Regions from separate parts of the Homo sapiens genome. Here region 2 is linked to region 1. A link is a contact called in ENCODE Hi-C or POLR2A ChIA-PET data. All regions are on one chromosome and are shown on one strand. Each heading gives the region's core, a stretch centred on a gene start or an enhancer-like site at or near the end of the contact. The rest is flanking DNA. Distances are from core to core; before and after follow the strand shown.

Region 1 (5,048 bases), core at 1,109-3,608:
ATACTCCATCATCCATGCCCTAAGTGTTCCTTTCCTCTTTTGGTTTAAGACAGAGTCTTGCATAAATTAATTAATACAACCCATGCATTTTTTTGAGTGTTTACCATGCTTAGAACTGTACCCCGGGGCTGCACCCTGCAGCCCCGCACAACCCCAAAGGCTCAAATCCCTGGAGTTGCGCACAGGGCTGGAGGGCGCAGCCATGGACCCGCAAGGCAGCTCCGTATGCCTGGGTTCTAGGGGCTGGGGACATGGTATGGGAGTCGAGGCCCTCTCCATTACACAGTTCACATCTCAGTGCAGGCAAACAGACGAAAACGCAAATACATAATATAGTAGGAGGTAGACAGAAAGTTTGGAGGCCTATTTCATGTAGTGGCTGGAGGGCAGTTTCTGGACTCAAATTTCTTGGGTCAAATGTCAATTCTGGCACTCATTTGGCAGAGCTACTTGGGCAACTGGTTTAACTGCTTTGGGGCTCATTCTCTCCCTCTGTTGTGTGGGCCTGGTACTATTACCTAAGGGAGAGAGAGTTACATGAAACCAGTCACTCGGTGGTTCAGCAAATATTTCCAGACTGTCTGCTATACGCTGGGCACTGCTCTAAGCTTTCTTGAGGAGCTGCTTTTAGAAAAAGCAAGCTTAGTGAGTATGTTGCAGGCACTGAATAAATGTCAGCTCTCATTAGCTCTCACACACCAGTGCTTGTGTTTGTAGGACTCACAAGGTGGTGGTGGGCGTGGGTTGCCAGTCATGACAGACTTTCCATACTCTCCTATTTTGGGGATTCTATTATAATGAATCTGGTGAATCTGGATTAAACGTGTTCATACCTTCCCCAGATGGGTTTGGAATATAATACTCCTGGGTATGCCCTGTCAATGTCTTGCTGTGTGTTTGCAAATCTTTTTTGAAACATCAAAATGTGACTTTTTTTTTCAAAGAGAAGGGGCGATTAGCCAAACTTCTCATTTGGAGAAAACTTGCAACAGAGTCCCAATAAATCCTCCCACCCTTTCTCAATTCAGGGGACCCTAGTAAACCATTTTACATGTCGCCCAACTTTTCGTTCTCTGAAGATGCCCTGAGAAGCCCTTGACTGCAGCCAAGTGGAGAGGAGGGTTGTGGAAACATTATCTCCTTGCAAATCGCCTAGCAGCCTGCAAAGTGTATACTTAGTTAATGCAATTAAAAAACAAAACGCCGGGGCGTGGGGAGATCTAAATTTGGTGTAGCAGCTTTGGTGCAAATCCTGTTTTGGGGCTACTGGAGTCAAATTCAAGCAGAGGAGAGAAAGAGGTGGGAGAAATGAGAGAGGGCCTCCGGGGAGCTGGAATTCGCTAGGAGAGAGAGGGCAGATTTGGAAACACAGAGGAGACGGGAGGCTGGAAGCTGAGGAAGCAAGGCAGAGCTCTGCAGCCCCCGGTGAGGATTTCCGGGGGGATCCGTGGGGACAGGGGCCAGCCAGCTCCAGAGACCGATGCGCGGGCTCCAGGTCCGGGAGGGTGGCTGAGGCTGGGTGCCCAGGCCTTGCGCTGCGCCAGATCCGGGAGCGCAGAGGCGGCGCCGCGGTGTTCCCTCCTGTGGAGCGCAGAAAACGCTGCGGGGGCGAAGAGGGACAGAAAGCGGCAGGTTCGAGAGGCTGGGGGACTTCCAAGGAAAGACCTTCCAGGACACGCCATAGCCTCGGCCTTGTTCGGCTGTCCCCTCTTACCCCCGACCTTCTTTGATTCGTTCATCCCGAGCCCCTCTCCCCCGGAGGGTGCTTATCCCTGGCTCAGGGGCTTGCCACCTGTCCTTCCCAGCTCCGCCTGGGTCCTTGCTTGGGCCCAGAGAGTTGAGCCATGCGGGTTGCGCTCAGGGCTGGAGGGCGCAGCCGGGAAGGGCAAGGAGGCCCCGCACGCCTGGGAGGGGCGATCCTGACCAGACTGCACCCAGTCTGTCTTGGAGTGAAAGCCATTTAGTCTGTCCCCATCCTCTCCGAGTCATCCTTCCCCTGATGCACAGATTTCGGCCGCCGCTCCTGCACACGCACCGGTGAAAAAGCTACGAGCTGAGCCGCCTCTGCGCTCTGGACAGGGCTGAGCCGCGCCTCCTACCCAGAGAGGGCGCGGGAGGTCCTGCCGCGGTTTTCCACCTGCCTGGAAATCCGAGCGGCTCCTCTAGCCTCGGCTGCTGCCGAGCTCGCTCCTCCCCGTCCGCTCGCCTGGCTCAGCTCTGCACGCCCCCCAGCTAGCTCCCGCTCTAGTCACCTCTTCCCCGCGCCCCCGCCCCTCTAGAGCTCGCGCCCGCCCCCCCCCACCCGCGCCTCCTCTGCCCGCCCTCCTCCCCCTCCCCCTTCCCTCCTGCCCTCCCTTCATTCCACAAGTGTCGCTTCGCTCTCTTCAGCGCACTTGGCGAGCTGGTGAGGTGAGAGGGATACTGCGAGAGGGCTAGGGGCGGCCAGTCCGGGGCTGCCGGCCAAGGCTAGGCGCTGCCAGCCCGATTCTCCTCTGCTCTCCACCCCCGCCTCACCCAGTGGCCGGCCGGACCTGCACCCCGCGCTTGACCCCGCTCATCCTCCCCCCGCCCGGCCGGGCGCGCTCCTCCCCGGCCGGCCCCTCGGCGCGCGGCGCGCTGGAGGCGAACGCGGGCTGAGGCGAACGCGGGCTGAGCCGAGCGCAGTGGCCGCCGACCACCGAGCGCCCCGCGCCGCTCCCTGCATGTGCGGCCCGCGGCGGCTCGCAGCTCCCGGCAGCAGCCTCGGCAGCTTCGGCCGCGCCTCGAGAGGCGGCCGCAGAGGCTCCAGCGGCGGCCGAGCGGCCGAGCCCGGGCTGGGAGACACCATGCGCCGCGTCCTTCGGCTGCTCCTCGGTTGCTTCCTCACCGAGCTGTGCGCCCGCGTGTGCCGGGCGCAGGAGCGAGCGGGACACGGGCAGCTGGCGCAACTGGGCGGCGTGTTGCTGCTGGCGGGGGGCAACCGCTCCGGGGCCGCCTCCGGAGAGGCCAGCGAGGGCGCTGAGGCATCGGACGCGCCCCCGACCCGGGCGCCCACGCCGGACTTCTGCCGGGGCTACTTCGATGTCATGGGCCAGTGGGACCCGCCGTTCAACTGCAGCTCGGGCGACTTCATCTTCTGCTGCGGGACTTGTGGCTTCCGGTTCTGCTGCACGTTTAAGAAGCGGCGACTGAACCAAAGCACCTGCACCAACTACGACACGCCGCTCTGGCTCAACACCGGCAAGCCCCCCGCCCGCAAGGACGACCCCTTGCACGACCCCACCAAGGACAAGACCAACCTGATCGTCTACATCATCTGCGGGGTGGTGGCCGTCATGGTGCTCGTGGGCATCTTCACCAAGCTGGGGCTGGAGAAAGCGCACCGGCCCCAAAGGGAGCACATGTCCAGGTGGGCTGCCTCCCCTTCGCCCTCCCCTCGGGGCTTCGCTCTCCCTGCTCTCTCCTCCCCACCTTCCCCCAGGCAATGGCGCTCCCCACGGTCCCCGCTCCCCGCATCCCAGCCTCTCCGCTGGGGGATGTCACCGGGAAGCCAACTTCGGCTTGGAACACGGAGAAGGGGCGCTGGGCTCAGCACAGGTGTGGGTCTGAGCGTGTTCGTGTGTGTGTGAGCGTGTGTGTGTGTGTGTGTGACTCTGCTCCCTCACCCTCTGGCCGCCTCCTCCCGCTGGTGACTGAGGCGGACTTGAGACACGTAGCCTGGGAGCCCGTGGCCCCGAAATCTTCGGGTTTGGGGAGAGGGTCCATGGCACCCCTCGGATTCCAGGTGCTAGCTTTTTGGTAAACAGGGGCAGGCGAGCCCGAAAGGGGAGGGGGGCGTGTGTGAGCCCGAGCGCGCGTGTGTGAAGGAGGGAGGGTCAGAGTGAGTGCCGCCTGCAACTCGTACGACTCGCGAAAAGGAGACGAGGGAGGTGGAGTGAGGGGAGGGCGAGAACAAAAGCCTTGCTTGGAGCGGCCGCCTCGCTTTCCCAGAGCTTCGCCGTCCCTGGATTTGGGACCTCAGCTGCCCCCGCCCCTTTACCCACCTCATCCCTTTCTCTGGCCACCACTTCTCCCTGCCCGGGGCCGTGGCCATCGCTGCAGATTGAGCCCCTTGCCCTGGCTGGCGTGGACTCCGGGGGCCCGAGCCCCCTCCTCGCGCGCCCTCACTTCCAAGCACCCTGATTTCGTCAACTTTCGGGTTTGCCTTGTTCATTATGCAAGCCCCAGCACCAGCTAGTTCCAGCAGATGGGAGAAGGCTTTGGGGGATTAATGGAGCTATTTGCCTTTTGCTTTTTTTAAATTTTTTTTATTTTAAGTGTCTAAATCGATTCGCAAACTCCGTAACTTTGGAGGCGGAGGACGCAGCCACTAGGAGCACTAAGCCCCCGGCCGCGGGAGAGGCTGGGGGTTGGCGTGAGGTCCGGGCGGGCGGGGTGGAAGGAGTGACTAGCGGCCTGCGAACAGCTGGATGGTTGGGGCATAAGCTTTAACTGTCCCCTTTCAGAGTCTGGGCAACGAAGTCGCTGTATTTTTCTCTACCCTCTCCCCACCCCTTCTTCCGCGCCCCCTCTGCCGGGGGCCTGTGTGTGTGCGCGCGTGTGTGCACGCGCTCCGTGTGATGCCTAAAAAATCTGAACAAAGAGACCCACCAAAAATAGGCAAAGGAACATCACCACCTCACTAGTAATTATTTTCTATTTATACGCAGAGTATCCGATGAGATTTTTTTTTTTCCCCCAGAGAGAAGAGATTTTGGGGGAAGAGGTGAGGAAGTTCTCGGTTTGGGTCAGCAGGGAGCTGTGGGTGGATGGTGGGGTCTTGCTGCACAGAAGTAAGCTCCGAGGGGCTTCAAAGAAACCCTGACCTACTAAAGGAGTAAAGCTCTGGCCCCGCCCACCTTCCGCAACCACAGGGTGGCCTGTCCCCAGCCCCACCGGCCAGGCCAGTCCCTGTTAATTCCCCGGGTCTGTGTTAAGATGAGGGGAGAAGTGGTCTCAGGACTGAGGCAGCGGGTGTCGCCTTGGTAGGGAAAGATTGACTCCGAGACAGGTAGGCTGCCTTGCAGATT
Region 2 (5,031 bases), core at 1,611-4,110, 67 kb before region 1:
CGCACAGTGCTCGAGACAAGCTGTGAATTTTATTTTATTTTGAGATGGAGTTTTCCTCTTGTTGCCCAGGCTGGAATGCAGTGACATGTTATTGGCTCATTGCAACCTCTGCCTCCCAGGTTCAAATGATGCTCCTGCCTCAGCCTCCTGAGTAGCTGGGATTACAGGTGCCCACAACCACATCTGGCTAATTATTTTTTTTTTTTGTATTTTTAGTAGAGACGGGGTTTTGCCATGTTGGCCAGGCTGGTCTTGAACTCCTAACCTCGGATGATCCCCCCCTACCTTGGCCTCCCAAAATGCCGGGATTACAGGCATGAGCCACTGCACATGGCCTCAGAAGTATATTAACCTTTTTTGGTCAATACTTCCATGTATCAATAACTAATAACAATTGATATTCAGAATGATGAACCCAAGATCTATAAGGTCCTCAAATACCTTCTAATTCATTAGTAAAATGATAAAGCTCGGTTAGGAGGACCTTTTGTTTTGGTTTATATTTGGCAACTGATGATCTTTTCACAGTATTGTACCTAGCTGTAACACCAAGGGTATTGAATTCACCATTTTCTTCTCCAATTCCATCTGTACAGAGAAGGGAGTGTGGCATGAGTGAAATCATTTCAGAACCAAACAGATCTGAGCTAGAATCTTGGTGCTGGCATTTTTCCACTGTGAAAAGTAATTTAAATTTTCCCAGTCCCTGGGAATAACAACACGTGCCTTGGAGGAATATTGGGGAAAATGTCACACCCGATCCTGTATAGTAATTATTATTGCTGTTTCTGTCTTGTCCATAAAGTGTGTGCTCACCAATTCTTTTGATTTCACCTGTTCCTTCTTCCCCACCAACAGAATGCCTAGTGCATAGTAGGTGTTCAATAAATGTTTACTGATTCATCACTTAGAGTATCGTCTGAATGAGAAGAGGGCTCTCATTTCTCTCCCCTACTCTTCTACTGTATATGTATATGTATATGTATATGTATATGTATATGTATATGTATTTGTTTGTTTCTATGGCACACATCACTATGTGGCATGACATATGTTTATCTGCTTATTTTCTGCCTCCTCCATGAAATGTAAGCTCCAAGAAGATAAGAAATTGTATTTACTCAATCCCTACAGATTTTTTTTTCTTTCTTTTTTTTTTTTTTTTTTTTTTTGACAGGGTCTTTTTCTGTAGCCCAGGCTGGAGGGCAATGGCGGGATCTTGGCTCACTGCAACCTCTACCTCCCAGGCTCAAGTGATTCTCATGCCTCAGCCTCCTGAGTAGCTGGGACCACAGATGTGCATCACCATGCCTGGCTAATTTTTGTATTTTTAGTAGAGACGGGATTTCACTATGTTGCCCAGGCTGGCCTCAAACTCCTGACCTGAAGTGATCCACCTGCCTTGGTCTCACAAAGTGCTGGGATTACAGGCATAAACCACTGCTCCTGACCTTTTTTTTTTCTTTTTTTTTTTTTGATACAGGGTCTCACTTTGTAGCCCAGGCTGGAGTGCAGTGGTGGGATCACAGCTCACTGCAGCCTCAATCTCCCAGGCTCAAGTGATCCTCCTGCCTCAGCCTCCTGAGTAGCCAGGACTATAGGTGTGGGCCACCACTCCTGGCTAACTTTTGTATTTTTATTAGAGACGGGATTTCCCCATGTTGGCCAGACTGGTCTCAAACTCCTGACCTCAGGTGATCTGCCCGCTTCAGCCTCCCAAAGTGCTGGGATTACAGGCATAAGCCACCATGCCCAGCCCCGGCTAGCTTTTTAAATTTATTTTTTTTTAACAACAGGGTCTCACTATGTTGAGACCAGCCTAGGCTGGTCTCAAACTCCTGGCCTCAAGCGATCTTTCTGCCTTAGCAGAAAGTGCTGGGATTACAGGCATGAGCCACTGTGCCTGGCCTAGTCCCTATATATCTCTAGTGCTCAGTACTTACTGTTTCTCATTATTGTAGAGGCTCAATAAATATTATTGAATAAATGAAGTGCATGAGTGATGTCAGCAAAAAAATGAACTCTATTATTTCACACACAAAGTGAAACTCCAAAGACCATAAGGCAAATCACCAAGGAAAAATTTGTTGCCTGGAAGACGGTGGACTTCATATTATTTCCAGCAATAAGGTTTTACAAATTAATTGATTTTTTGACTCACTTTGTGTGGGTTTAAACAATATATCCAAAAGCTCTATACTATATCCTTTGAATTACTGAAACAATTAGAGACCCGAAAGCTGAAATAATGAGTTAAACACTTAGTTGAGCCATCTCTATTAGCGCTTTGCATTTATTGCCTTTCAGCCTCATCTCTGCGGTGTGAGCTTCAGTGCACACTGGGTGCTTCTGGGGACCGATTCCATGAGTTCTCTCCTCATTTCCCTCCCTGCTCATTGGAGAAAACAGCAGACCTGCCCTTGGGTGACATCACCGCTTTGCAGCGCGGGAGCTGCCTGTCAGACCTTCTGAAGGGAGCTACTGCCTCGTCTGAGCCCTGGAGTGCCACCGCCCCTGCACCAGCAATGTTTAATAACATGAAGAATACAAAGGCTGGCGAGATGAGTCACTGGTGCGAGTGACCAGCCAAATTGAATCTCCTTTAATGGAAAGGCCTTAAAATAAAGAAATACAAATGCACTCTAATTTCCAGTTTTAGTGGGAAATGAAATGTATTTCCAGGGAGCATGCCCACATGTGCTTCTTTCTGGTGGATGCCATAAAACACCTCTGAACCTGAATTAGGGTCCAAATTCTTTCTTCACCCAGTGTTTGGCAAATTTCAGCATTTGCATGCCATCTTCCCTAATTTCTTTGCCCTACCTGCGTGCCTCCTGTGTTATTATTTACTTTCTAGTTTTCTGTGATTCACTTTTGTTACTCAAATACCTTGGCTTAAAAGTGAAAAACAGGCCGGGCGCGGTGGCTCACGCTTGTAATCCCAGCACCTTGGGAGGCCGAGGGGGGTGAATCATCTGAGGTCGGGAATTGGAGACCAGCCTGGCCAACATGGTGAAACCCCGTCTCTACTAAAGATACAAAAATTAGCTGGGCATGATGGTGAGTGCCTGTAATCCCAGCTACTTGGGAGGCTAAGGCAGGAGAATCACTTGAACCTGGGAGACAGAGGTTACAGTGAGCCGAGATCGCACCACTGCACTCCATCCTGGGCGACAAGAGTGAAACTCTGTCTCAATAAATAGATAAATAAATAAATAAATAAAAATAAAAAATAAAAAAATGTGAAAAATTCTCACTGCTCACAATTCTGGTAAACTAGTATTTCCTGCCACAAATAGACATGTGTAAAATTAGACGGGGAAGAAAACAGTATCAATACCTGTTAGGTAGCTTCTGGTCTCTGCTAAGGACCTTGAGACAGAGATTTGAGATCTCTTTGATCAAAAGGAGAGTGAAAGTGTTAGGTGGTAAAGAAACAGTAAATGCAAACCAAGACGTTCTCCTTAAAGCAATGAAGTACATTGAAAAGGGAATACTGCCAGGACCTCCTTTGTGGTGATGGGTTCTGTATCAGGATTATGCTGGTGGTTGTACAGAGGTATGCACAAAATAAAATTGCATAGAACTACACACACAAACACACACACACACACAAATACATGTAAAAACTGGTGAAATCTGAATGAAGTCTGTAGCCTAGTTAACAATATTGTACCAATGCCTATTTCTTGATTTTGATATAGCGCTAAAGTTATATAAGATGTCACCATGCAGGACTTTCCATGCTATTTTTGTGGGAACATCCTGTAGGTCTGCATTATTTCAAATTAAAAAAACAATTTCACTGGGCGTGGTGGCTCATGCCTGTAATCCCAGAGCTTTAGGAGTGTGAGGCGGGTGGATCACTTGAGGTCAGGAGTTCAAGACCAACCTGGACAACATGGTGAAACACCATCTCCACTAAAAATACAAAAACTAGCTGGGTGTGGTGGTGGGCGTCTGTAATCCCAGCTCCTCGGGAGGCTGAGGCAGGATAATTGCTTGAACCTGGGAGGCGGAGGTTGCAGTGAGCCAAGATAGTGCCACTGCACTCCAGCCTGGGCAAGAGAGCAAGACTCCTTCTAAATCAATCAATCAATCAATCAATCAATCAATCAATCAATCACGGAGGGGAGTATTATCTTCCCTGTGTGACCTGCATCTATGTACCACATAAAATCAACATATGTACTGCTCACTTTGGGCAAAAATTGGCATACTTTTTCTGCAGGTAAAAACCTAAGTATATTCATTTATCTGGCTTTGGGCCCCTAAAGAATAGGACATAGTATCATTAGAGGCAGGAGAGCATTGTGGTTGGGAGCCTAGGCTCAGGATTCCAACAGAAATGGAGGGAGTCTCAGATTTACTTTGCCGGTAGAGAGACCTTGAGTAATGGTCTTAACCCTCTCATAGTCTAAGTCTTTTTGATTGAAAAGTGAAGATAAGGTGATTATGGTATGTTTCTCATAGGGGTTTTAGGTAGATTTTATGAAATAATTCAGGTAAGGCACTTTGCATACTACATGGCACTTAATAAGTGCTCGATATTTATTTATCTTTATCATCTTCTTTCTCTTATTCTCCCTCTTTTTCCATTATATTCATCATTATCACCAACCAATCAATCATTATCGTTGTCATCATAATGGGTTGAATTGTGTCCCTTAAAGTGATATGTTCAAGTTCTAACCCCTAGTATCTGTGATTGTGACCAAATTTGTGAACAAGGTCTTTGCAGATGTAATCAATCAAATTAAGATGAAGTCATACATGCTTGCAGGGACCCTACTCCACTGACTGGTGTCTTTATAAAAGAAAGAAGAGGGTGATTTGGAGATAGAGACAAGGACAAGATACTCAGTAAAGGAGACATGTAAAGATGGAGGCAGAGGCCAGGCATGGTGGCTCGCGCCTGTAATCCCAGCACTTTGGGAGGCCAAGGTGGGCAGATCACATGAGGTCAGGAGTTTGAGACCAGCCTGGTCATCATGGCAAAACTCTGTCTCTACTAAAAATACAAACATTAGC

What was found. Hi-C counts contacts between places; a loop is a spot of excess contacts on that map. ChIA-PET counts read pairs that join two places held with the same protein, here RNA polymerase II (POLR2A). Pooled maps may share reads with other maps.
Region 2: a map of PC-9 shows a loop between it and region 1 (7-fold over the local background). The contact joins the enhancer-like site here to the promoter of SHISA9 in region 1. A Hi-C loop is called at or near these places in 2 of 168 maps with a recorded cell type or tissue (CD4-positive, alpha-beta T cell and PC-9) and 1 of 50 pooled maps. POLR2A ChIA-PET finds 5 or more read pairs at or near these places in 3 of 52 experiments (HEK293, HEK293T and activated CD4-positive, alpha-beta T cell).

Annotation. Positions count from the first base shown.
Region 1 is chr16:12,899,240-12,904,287 of GRCh38, forward strand. It overlaps SHISA9 (shisa family member 9), which reads left to right and starts at 2,359. Exons shown (of 5, transcript NM_001145204.3): 1 at 2,359-3,388. The coding sequence starts at 2,826.
Region 2 is chr16:12,831,676-12,836,706 of GRCh38, forward strand. No RefSeq gene overlaps it. Among named protein-coding and RNA genes, the nearest start is that of CPPED1, 30 kb to the left of the region's middle. Within about 2 kb of position 2,861, at least 2 of the 41 ENCODE cell types and tissues checked have a DNase peak (open chromatin) inside an H3K27ac peak, as active enhancers do; they include PC-9, where a contact is called at or near this core.